Regions from separate parts of the Homo sapiens genome. Here region 1 is linked to region 2. The links are chromatin contacts, found by Hi-C or POLR2A ChIA-PET in ENCODE. All regions are on one chromosome and are shown on one strand. The core of a region is the stretch at or near the end of the contact, and the rest is flanking DNA. Distances in the headings are between cores, read along the strand shown.

The links. A loop is a pair of places that touch in the nucleus more often than their neighbours do. ChIA-PET counts read pairs that join two places held with the same protein, here RNA polymerase II (POLR2A). Pooled maps may share reads with other maps.
Region 1: a pooled map shows a loop between it and region 2 (3-fold over the local background). The contact joins two enhancer-like sites. A Hi-C loop is called at or near these places in 7 of 50 pooled maps. POLR2A ChIA-PET finds 5 or more read pairs at or near these places in 6 of 52 experiments (Caco-2, GM12878, OCI-LY7 and 3 more).

The regions. Positions count from the first base shown.
Region 1 is chr2:70,138,877-70,143,584 of GRCh38, reverse strand. No RefSeq gene overlaps it. Among named protein-coding and RNA genes, the nearest start is that of LINC01816, 16 kb to the right of the region's middle. RefSeq lists silencers at 1-6, 937-1,646, 2,134-2,428, 4,194-4,488 and enhancers at 337-476, 487-846, 2,067-2,606, 4,231-4,708. Within about 2 kb of position 2,369, at least 40 of the 41 ENCODE cell types and tissues checked have a DNase peak (open chromatin) inside an H3K27ac peak, as active enhancers do.
Region 2 is chr2:69,773,332-69,777,564 of GRCh38, reverse strand. All of the region lies in intron 1 of ANXA4 (annexin A4), which reads right to left. Among named protein-coding and RNA genes, the nearest start is that of SMANTIS, 24 kb to the left of the region's middle. Within about 2 kb of position 2,449, at least 6 of the 41 ENCODE cell types and tissues checked have a DNase peak (open chromatin) inside an H3K27ac peak, as active enhancers do.

The DNA.
Region 1 (4,708 bases), core at 1,120-3,619, 370 kb before region 2:
CTGCTCCAACTGCTGGGGCACTAACCTTGTTCCTTAGAACTAGTTCCCCACTCAGCAGTTCCAGAAGTACAAAGTGGGTTCTGTAGTTCTGTGAATTCCCTGCACAACTTTTCACTGTCTTCCCCACTCCCACCATCTTGCAGGTTCACAGTTTAGAGCCTGGGTTTGAAACCCCAGTCTGCCACTCTTTTATGCGCGGCCTTGGGCATGACTCTGAGCCCGTTTCCTCCGGATGATGTGAACAGTGATTAGATACCGTGGACGAATCACTCATTTTGTCCATTGTTTGAACTTTTCCTCTTCTACCTGTTCCTCTAAATTAGCCTTGAAGCTAAAAGGTGCTTTTTGTCCCTTCTTAGGAATCTTTGTAGTTAATACCACTGTATACAGTCAGACCACAATTTTGTTTCATGAAAAAGGCTGGAAGTAAACATAATGAAAGGTTAAAGATGCTTGGGGATGCTAAGAATCATTTTCTACCTATCTTTTCCCTTTTCCCCCCACGTTTTCTATAATTAACAATATTAACTTGATAGGTTTGAAAACAGTCAAAGTAAAATAAACGGCATGAAATCAAGCTTCCACCCGCTCCGCTGAGAGTAGGAGAAGAGAAAGAGAAACGCGCCGACCGCGCCTGGCTGGGGCTGGTCACGCGGCAGCCGCCCCCACGCCTCCGCCAGATGACGTAAGTCACGTTCTCCACTCGCCCGCGCCGCCGCTTCCGGGGGGCTCGGCTGCTTTGCTTCCACCAGGCGGCGCCGCAGGACGCTCAGTTGCCAATGCCTCCTGCGCAGCCGCCCTGGCGCACGGGACACGTCACCACCTTCGCGTCTTTTCTGGAGAGCGCGGGAATGAGAGCGCCGGAGGGTGGTGACGTCACCGGGGTTCCCTGCGTGGCTCGCAGGGGCGGGGCCAGGTACGTGGCGCGCTGCGGCCCGCCCGGGGATCGGGAGGGGAAGGAGAACAGAGAGGGGGAGGGGAAGGAGGGGGAGGGGAAACCAGCGGGACGGGGAGGGGCGAGGTGGGTGGTGCCGATGCCTAGTCTAGCCAGGGCTGACCGGGCCGCGCCCGCCTCGTGACCACTGTGGGGCTGCGCTGCGGGAAAGGTGCTGACGAGGCGGGCGCGCGAGCTCGGCGGGGAGGGGTGCGGCCGGTCGGCGGCTGGCCGGTCCCCGACTTCCCGGCACCCTGGGCGACCGCTCCCTCGTGCGAGCGGGACCACGCCTGGACCGGGGCCCGCAGGTTTTACAGGGCAGCGGGGGGGATTTGGGGCACGTGGGGTCGGGCCGCACCCCGACCTCGAGACGGCGCGGCGCTGCGAGCAAAGAGCCGTCGCGCCCGGAGCCAGGCCCCGCCCTACCTGGGATCCCGTCGCCCTCCCGTCCCCGGGCCTACACCCGCCCCACCTGGGATCCAGTAGCCCTCCCGCCCCCGGGCCTACACCCGCCCCGGTCAGCTCCGGCCAGGTCGGGGAGGAGGAGGGCACGCGCCGGGAGGACCGCGACTGGCCGCCTGGAGCCCGTGGCTCAGGCTTTCCCAGCCGCTGTTTTCCCCTTTGTACATCGGGATCCGCTTCGCACACTTAGTTTCTGCCTAGCACATGCTGGGTGTTGTGTCCAGATACACTAATTCTTTTTCCCCTTCTTCCCCGCCAGTCACTAGAGCCGGTCTGGAAGGGCACTAACGCCTGGGTAGTCCTTCAAACAAAAAGCGTTGTGTGTCTTGCTTACTGGCCGTTAATAGAAGTTTCCCCTTGAGAGTGGCTTTGGTTAGGAAAAAGGTGGCAAAGGGCCCATCCCTGAACTGATTAGTTGAGCCTGGGACCTGATCAGAATTGAGGGGAGGAGTGTTACCAGAATTTTCTCTGTGCCCCGCACTTGCATAAGTGCTTATGGCTAGGAGCCCTGTGTAGGGCACACATTACCTTGGGGCGCCCTTCGCTTCTTTCTCCTCTTGCTGCCCCTTCCCGGAATCTCTCACCTCATGACGTGACTATGGTCAAGTCATCGTTTCTGGGATGGCCTGACCCCTGGGGACACGCCAGCCTCCAGGAGCTTATATGAGGCTGGTTTACCAGAGTAGACAGTGTAAGGCCCTGTCCTGGAAGGAGGAACATGAATATGTCCTGAAGTGCTTGTGTCATGTGTCAGGGGTTGTGCTAGGCTTTTCACATGAGTGATCTCATTTGATTCCCACAGCGGTCCTGTGAGCTAGGGGGAATCATCATCCCTCTATGTAGTTGAGGAAACTGGTTCCGCCGGTTTAAGCAACTTACCTCACATTTCACAGTAGGGAGGTGATGGTTGTAGGGCTTTGGCAAGAAAGTGTCAGTACCTGGTCAGGCCCCTAGGGTGTGAGACGCTCAGGGCCATCCTGGAGGGTATGGGTGAAAGCATGTAACACCGTGGGTTTCCCCCCCTCTGTCACCCCATTCTCTTGGCCACCGCTACCATTTATATCAAGGCAAAACCAGGTTAGGTGGCAGATGGATAGTGTTCGAGGCAGAAGAAGCCCCAGAGGGCAAAGACAGGGCAATTCCTTCTACCCCTCACCCCACACACACTTTGCTTTGGTCATGGATGGGTTAATGGAAGGACTCCTGTGTATCAGACTTGGGTCTTTTTTAGCACCATCTGGCAGAAGTCACCTCTCCTCACACTTGCTGCTTCTACAAAACATTGTTCACTTGGCAGTCAGCAGTGCAAAAGGCAGAAGTGTGGTGCGTGTGTGATTTGGATTCAGTGGACCCCAGAGACAATTGTGTTGTTTGCATTATGTTGCGATTGACAGCCCATAGACACTGCTGTGTTGTATGTGGAACCACAAAAGACGAGAAAGGCAACAAAAGCAGACGTTCCCTCTCCTTTTAAAATTATCTTGTCGCTGGGCACGGTGTCTCATGCCTGTAATCCCAGCACTTTGGGAGGCCGAGGCAGACGGATCACGAGGTCAAGATCGAGACCATCCTGGCAAACATAATGAAACCCCGTCTCTACTGAAAATACAAAAATCAGCTGGACGTGGTGGCGCGTGCCTGTAGTCCCAGCTATTCAGGAGGCTGAGGCAGGAGAATCGCTTGAACCAGGGAGGCGGAGATTACAGTGAGCCGAGATTGCGCCACTGCACTGCAGCCTGGCAACAGAGCGAGACTCTGTCTCCAAAAAAAAAAAAACAACTTGCCTGCAGGATTGGATAGAGAAATTCCCAGGAGAAAGCAAACAAATAAGGGTGCAGGCATTTGTCCTTCAAAACAGGCGGGCAGATCACAAGGTCAGGAGCCAAGACCACGCCATTGCCCTCCATCTTGGGCGAGTGAGACTCCGTCTCAAATAAAACAAACAAAAAATCCCCAGGGCTTTGTAGGTAGACGCTTTTTGGCTTTGAACAAGGCAGGTAGCTTCAGTGTTTCAGATCAAGGAGTGGATGTAGGTTGAAGTGGGCAAATCACTTGAGGTCAGAAGTTTGAGACCAGCGTGGCCAACATGGTGAAACCCTGTCTTTACTAAGAATAAAAACATTAGCTGGGTGTGGTGGCACACACTTGTAATCCCAACTACTCCGGAGGCTGAGGTGGGAGGATGGAGGATTGCTCGAACCGGAAGGCGGGGGTTGCAGTGAGCCAAGATCGCACCACTGCACTCCAGCCTGAGCAACAGAGCAGGACTCCATCTCAGAAAAAAAAAAACAAAAACGAGTGGTTGAGCCTGATTGACCCAGGGACACGTTTTGTTTGTTTGTTTGTTTTTTGTTTTGTTTTGTTTTGTTTTAGATCAAGGACCCTCTCTGTTGCCCAGGCTAAGTGCAGTCGCACAATTATAGCTCAGTTAACCTCAAACTCCTGGGGTCAAGCCACCATCCCACCTCAGCGTCCTGAGTAGCTAGGACCACAACAAGCACATGCCACGGCGCCCGGCTAATTTTTAAAATTTTCTGTAGAGATGGGGTCTCGATACGCTACCCAGCCTGGTCTGGAATTCTTGGCCTTGAGTGATCCTCTCGCCTCAGCCTCCCAAAGCACTAGGATTACAGGCATGAGCCACAGCACCTGGCCCAGGGACACTTTAAACAGGGAGTGAGGCCAGGGGAGGTGGCTCATGCCTGTAATCCCAGCAATTTGGGAGGCTGAGGTGGGAGGATCCCTTGAACCCAGGAGTTCCAGACCAGCCTGGGCAACATGGTGAAACCCCATCTCTATTAAAAAAAGAAAAAAAAAAAAACCACTAGTCAGCGTTGTGATGCACGCTTGTAGTCCTAGCTATCTGGGAGGCTGAGGGTAGGACGAAAGCTTGAGCCCTGGAGATTAAGGCTGCAGTGAGCTGTGATCACACTCCAGCCTGGGCGTCGGAGAGAGACCCTGTCTCTTAAAAAAAACTGTGGGCGGAGTGAGTTTTTCTATTTCTTTCTTTGCTGACAAAGCGGCCCTTTCTGTCACAACATACTTATTGAAACCTGCTGGCCGGGCGGGGTGGCTCACGCCTGTAATCCCAGCACTTTGGGGGGCCGAGGCGGGTGGACCACCTGAGGTCAGGAGTACGAGACCAGCCTCAACATGGAGAAACCCCATCTCTACTAAAAATACAAAATTAAGGCTGGGCGCGGTGGCTCACGCCTGTAATCCCAGCACTTTGGGAGGCCGAGGCGGGCAGATCATGAGGTCAGGAGTTCTAGACCAGCCTGACCGACATGGTGAAACCCCGTCTCTACTAAA
Region 2 (4,233 bases), core at 1,200-3,699:
TGTTCTCCTCCTGTTCCTGGTACATAACTCCTAAATCCCTTGGAATTTTGTAAGCGATAAGAACAATAAGGGTGAAAGGAGCATCTTTTGTTATTCATAACAAGCCCGGTTAACCGCACCTGAGTTCATGTTAATGAGGGGACGTCTGGAAAGCCCCCAGATAACTATAGGATGGGGGGCTGGTTGCCCTGGTAAACAAACTCTGTGATTAAAGAGTTGGAATTTTCAGCCCAACCTCTCACCTCAGGGGAGGAGAGAAGGGCTGGAGATTGATTTCATCACCAATGGCCAATGATTGGATCAATCATGCCTATGTAACAAAGACTCCATAAAAACCCAAAGGACAGTGGGAAATAGGGAGTGGAGGGGTTGAAGAGCTTCCAGGTTAGTGAACATATGGAGGTGCTGGGAAGACGTGCGCCTGGAGAGGCCGTGGAAGCTGTGAGCCCCTCCCCACGTGCCCCACCCTATGCATTCTTCCATTTGGCTGTTCCTGATCTGTAGCTCTTTATCATAAACTGATAATCCAGTAAGTAAACTGTTTTCCTGAGTCCTGTGAGCCATTCTAGCAAATGATGAAAGTCAACAGGGGGTCATGGGAACCTCTGATTTCTAGCCATTCCATCAGAAGCACAGGTGACAAGCTGGACTTGACACTGGCATCTGAAGTGGTGGAGGACTGTGGGACTGATCCCTTAACCCAAGCTTGTCCAACCTGTGGCTCGTGGGCCACATGTGGCCCAGGACAGCTTTGAATCTGGCTCAACACAAATTCATAAACTTTATTAAAACATTATGAGATTTTTTGCAATTTTTTTTTCTCATGAGCTATTGTTAGTGTTAGTGTATTTTATGTGTGGTCCAAGACAATTATTCTTCTTCCAATGTGGCCCAGGGAAGCCGAAAGATTGGACACCCCTGCCTTAACCAGTGGGGTCTGTGCTAACTTGATAGTGTCAGAATTTAGTTAAATTGTGGCACACCCAGTTGGTGTCCAAAGAGAACTGAAGAACTGCTTGATGCTTGATGTGGGAACCCCCACCCCACCCCCTCACCCATCACATCTGGTGCTAGAAGTGAAAAAGTGTTAAAGTATAAGGAAAAATAGTTTGTTTTCCTATACAATTGGTGTCAGAAGTGGGATTTGCTAGAATGGCCCTGGCTTGCAGAAATATGTGGTTTGGGAAGAGAAAGAACAAAAGGGTTGGGGATGAGAAACTTTGATTCCTGGGTGGCCACATGGTCATGAGATAGGCAGGCTGGTGGGTTCCCTATTTTTAAATGGTCTGGGCCAGGCATGGTGGCTCACGCCTGTAATTCCAGCACTTTGGGAGGCTGAGGTGGGTAGATCACCTGAGGTCAGGAGTTTGAGATCAGCCTGGCCAACATGGTGAAACCCTATCTCTAATAAAAATATAAAAATTAAGCTGGGCATGGTGGTGAGTGCCTGTAATCCCAGCTACTCAGGAGGCTGAGGCAGGAGAATCATGTGAACCCCCAGAAGTGGAGGCTGCAGTGAACCAAGATTGCACCACTGCACTCCAGCCTGGGCAACAGAGTGAGACTCTGTCTCAATAAATAAATAAATAAATAAATAAATAAAATAAAAATAAATAAAATGGCCTGGAAGAAAATGATAGAAGCCATTCACTCAAGCTTTAACTTATCTAACTCTCAGCCAATTAATAACAAAAGACCCAAGAAGCTTATTAACCACGAGTTCCTATTTCAGGGGGCTGGGGACTTCCCTGGAGCCCTGCATGCATAGCTAGACTTAAAGTCCAACCTACAGTTACCCTTCCTCATTTTAAGGCTAAAAATGCATGGGGTGGAGATTTAAAATACTAATGTTGCATATGATGCATGAAGAAGCATGAGTGCTAGAAAAGCCTCTCCTATACATGCTCTGATGTAACCCTTTCCCATGGAAAGACCCTATAAAACTAACCCACACACTATCCTCCGATAGCAGTCTGTTTCTTTTCCTTTCTCAGCACTGGCTCCCTTGTGCATGAGCCAAAACAAACTTTCTCTTTGCTGCTATGTATGGTGATTGCTCTTGATTTCTATCCTGGGTGATTACAAGAACCCATGGCATTGGTAACAGCCACTCATGGTACGGAGTAGCATACCATGCTGAGATCTGTTAGTAAAGGTAAAAGCTACCCCAAGGTGTTGGCTCACTGGAAGCATAAGGAAATGCAAACTAATAAGAAAAGGCGATATATTCAGTCCCTTGGTTATTATCTGTAACAGATAAAATAAAATTAAAAGAGAGTGCTGGGTCAGACCAAGCTCAGATTTCAGTGAGTCTGCGCTCTAGCCAGTAACTGCAAAGCCACCCACCAATGGCAAAATCATGCTGAGATTAGACAATATCACTAAGAACTCTGGTAACCAAGAAGGCAGTTTATGTGGGGTGGAAGGCAAACCATGAAACGATTGAAACCACAGGGTATAGTGTGAAGAAGTTATTTCATTTTGTAGATCAGTATCATAAACTTCCTGAAGAACCTTTATTCAAATGGGTTGTGTGAGTAACTAAGTGAGTGACAGTGTCTTAGGTTTCGAACACTGCAGAGTATTCAAAATGCTAGCATTCATGTTTGGGTTGATGCAGGACCCACAGCTCTCTATGGAGCAATCGCAGATGTTTCAGGTGGTCCAGACACATAGGAGGTTATTCCTGAGAGAACATCCAGCCTGGTGGACTGGACAAAAGCCACACTAAGGTCTGTTTACCCTGAGAAGGGGGACTGTTCCTCTCCCCTTATAAATGCCAAGTAGAATACCCCTGATGAAGCAGCTGATGTGCTTCATATGCAAACCACAGAGGACTGGCTTGATGATCATCGGGGTATTTGTCTGCTGAATATGCCTGTTACCCAGGTCATGGTAAACGCTGTGATTAAGGGGGCTCCTTTTGGCTGGACGCGGTGGCTCACGCCTGTAATCTCTGCACTTTGGGAGGCCGAGGTGGGTGGACTACCTGAGGTCAGGAGTTTGAGACCAGCCTGGCCAACCTGATGAAACCCCGTCTCTACTAAATATACAAACAATTAGTCAGGCATGGTGGCGGGTGCCTGTAATCCCAGCTACTCGGAAGGCTGAGGCAGAAGAATCACTTGAACCTGGGAGGCGGAGGTTGCAGTGAGCTGAGATTGCGCCACTGCTCTCCAACCTGGGCAACAAGAGCGAAACTCTGTCTCAAAAAAAAAAAAAAAGGGGGGGGGGGGGCTCCTTTTACATAAACACCTCATATAACCTTACTGCTGCAAAACCAAGGGAGTCTTATTGAATTTTCTCTCTCAGTTTCCCCTTATGGGTCTTACAGATGCTAATAAAAACATGAGGTTAGTTAAGAGAAGAATGGAGAAAGGCACAGAGAGTCACGGACTAGTCTTAGCAGGGTGGAAATTTTTAAATGGTTATTAACACATAGGGCAGGGTGAGATGGCTCACGCCTGTAATCCCAGCATTGTGGGAGGCAGGGGCGGGCAGATCACCTGAGGTCAGGAGTTCGAGACCAGCCTGGCCAACACGGTGAAACCCTGCCTCTACTAAAAATAGCAAAATTAGCCTGGCATGCCTGTAATCCCAGCTACTAGGGAGGCTGAGGTACAAGAATTGCTTGAGGACGGGCGCGGTGACTCATGCCTGTAATCCCAGCACTTTGGGAGGCCGAGGCAGGCGAATCACGAGGTCAGGAGTTCAAGACCAGCCTGACCAATATGGTGAAACCCCGTCTCTACTAAAAATACAAAAATTAGCCAGGCGTGGTGGTGCACGCCTGTAATCCCAGATACTCGGGAGGCTGAGGAAGTAGAATTGCTTGAACCCAGGAGGCAGAGGTTGCAGTGAGCTGAGATCACGCCACTGCACTCTAGCCTGGGTGACAGAGCAAGACTCTGTCGAAAACAAAAAAAAAAAAAAAAAAAAAAAAGAAGGAAAGAAAAGAAAAGAAAAGAAAGGAGAATAAAACAAATATTGATAAACAAACAAACAAACAAAAAATCAGGGGCAAAACTTAAGACCTTCACAGATCTTAGCCAGTCCTTGGTCTGGAGGCCCTGTTTCATGTCATGTGAATGATCCACATGTACCCATATCCCTTGGTAAGTATGATTCATATGCTAATTGGCTGACAACCCTGGCAGATACTGCTTTTCAGAGCAAGGGCCTTCCCTTTGCTTTCATGTAGTTTTGGAATAAATGACAAGTGAGGAGGCAGGG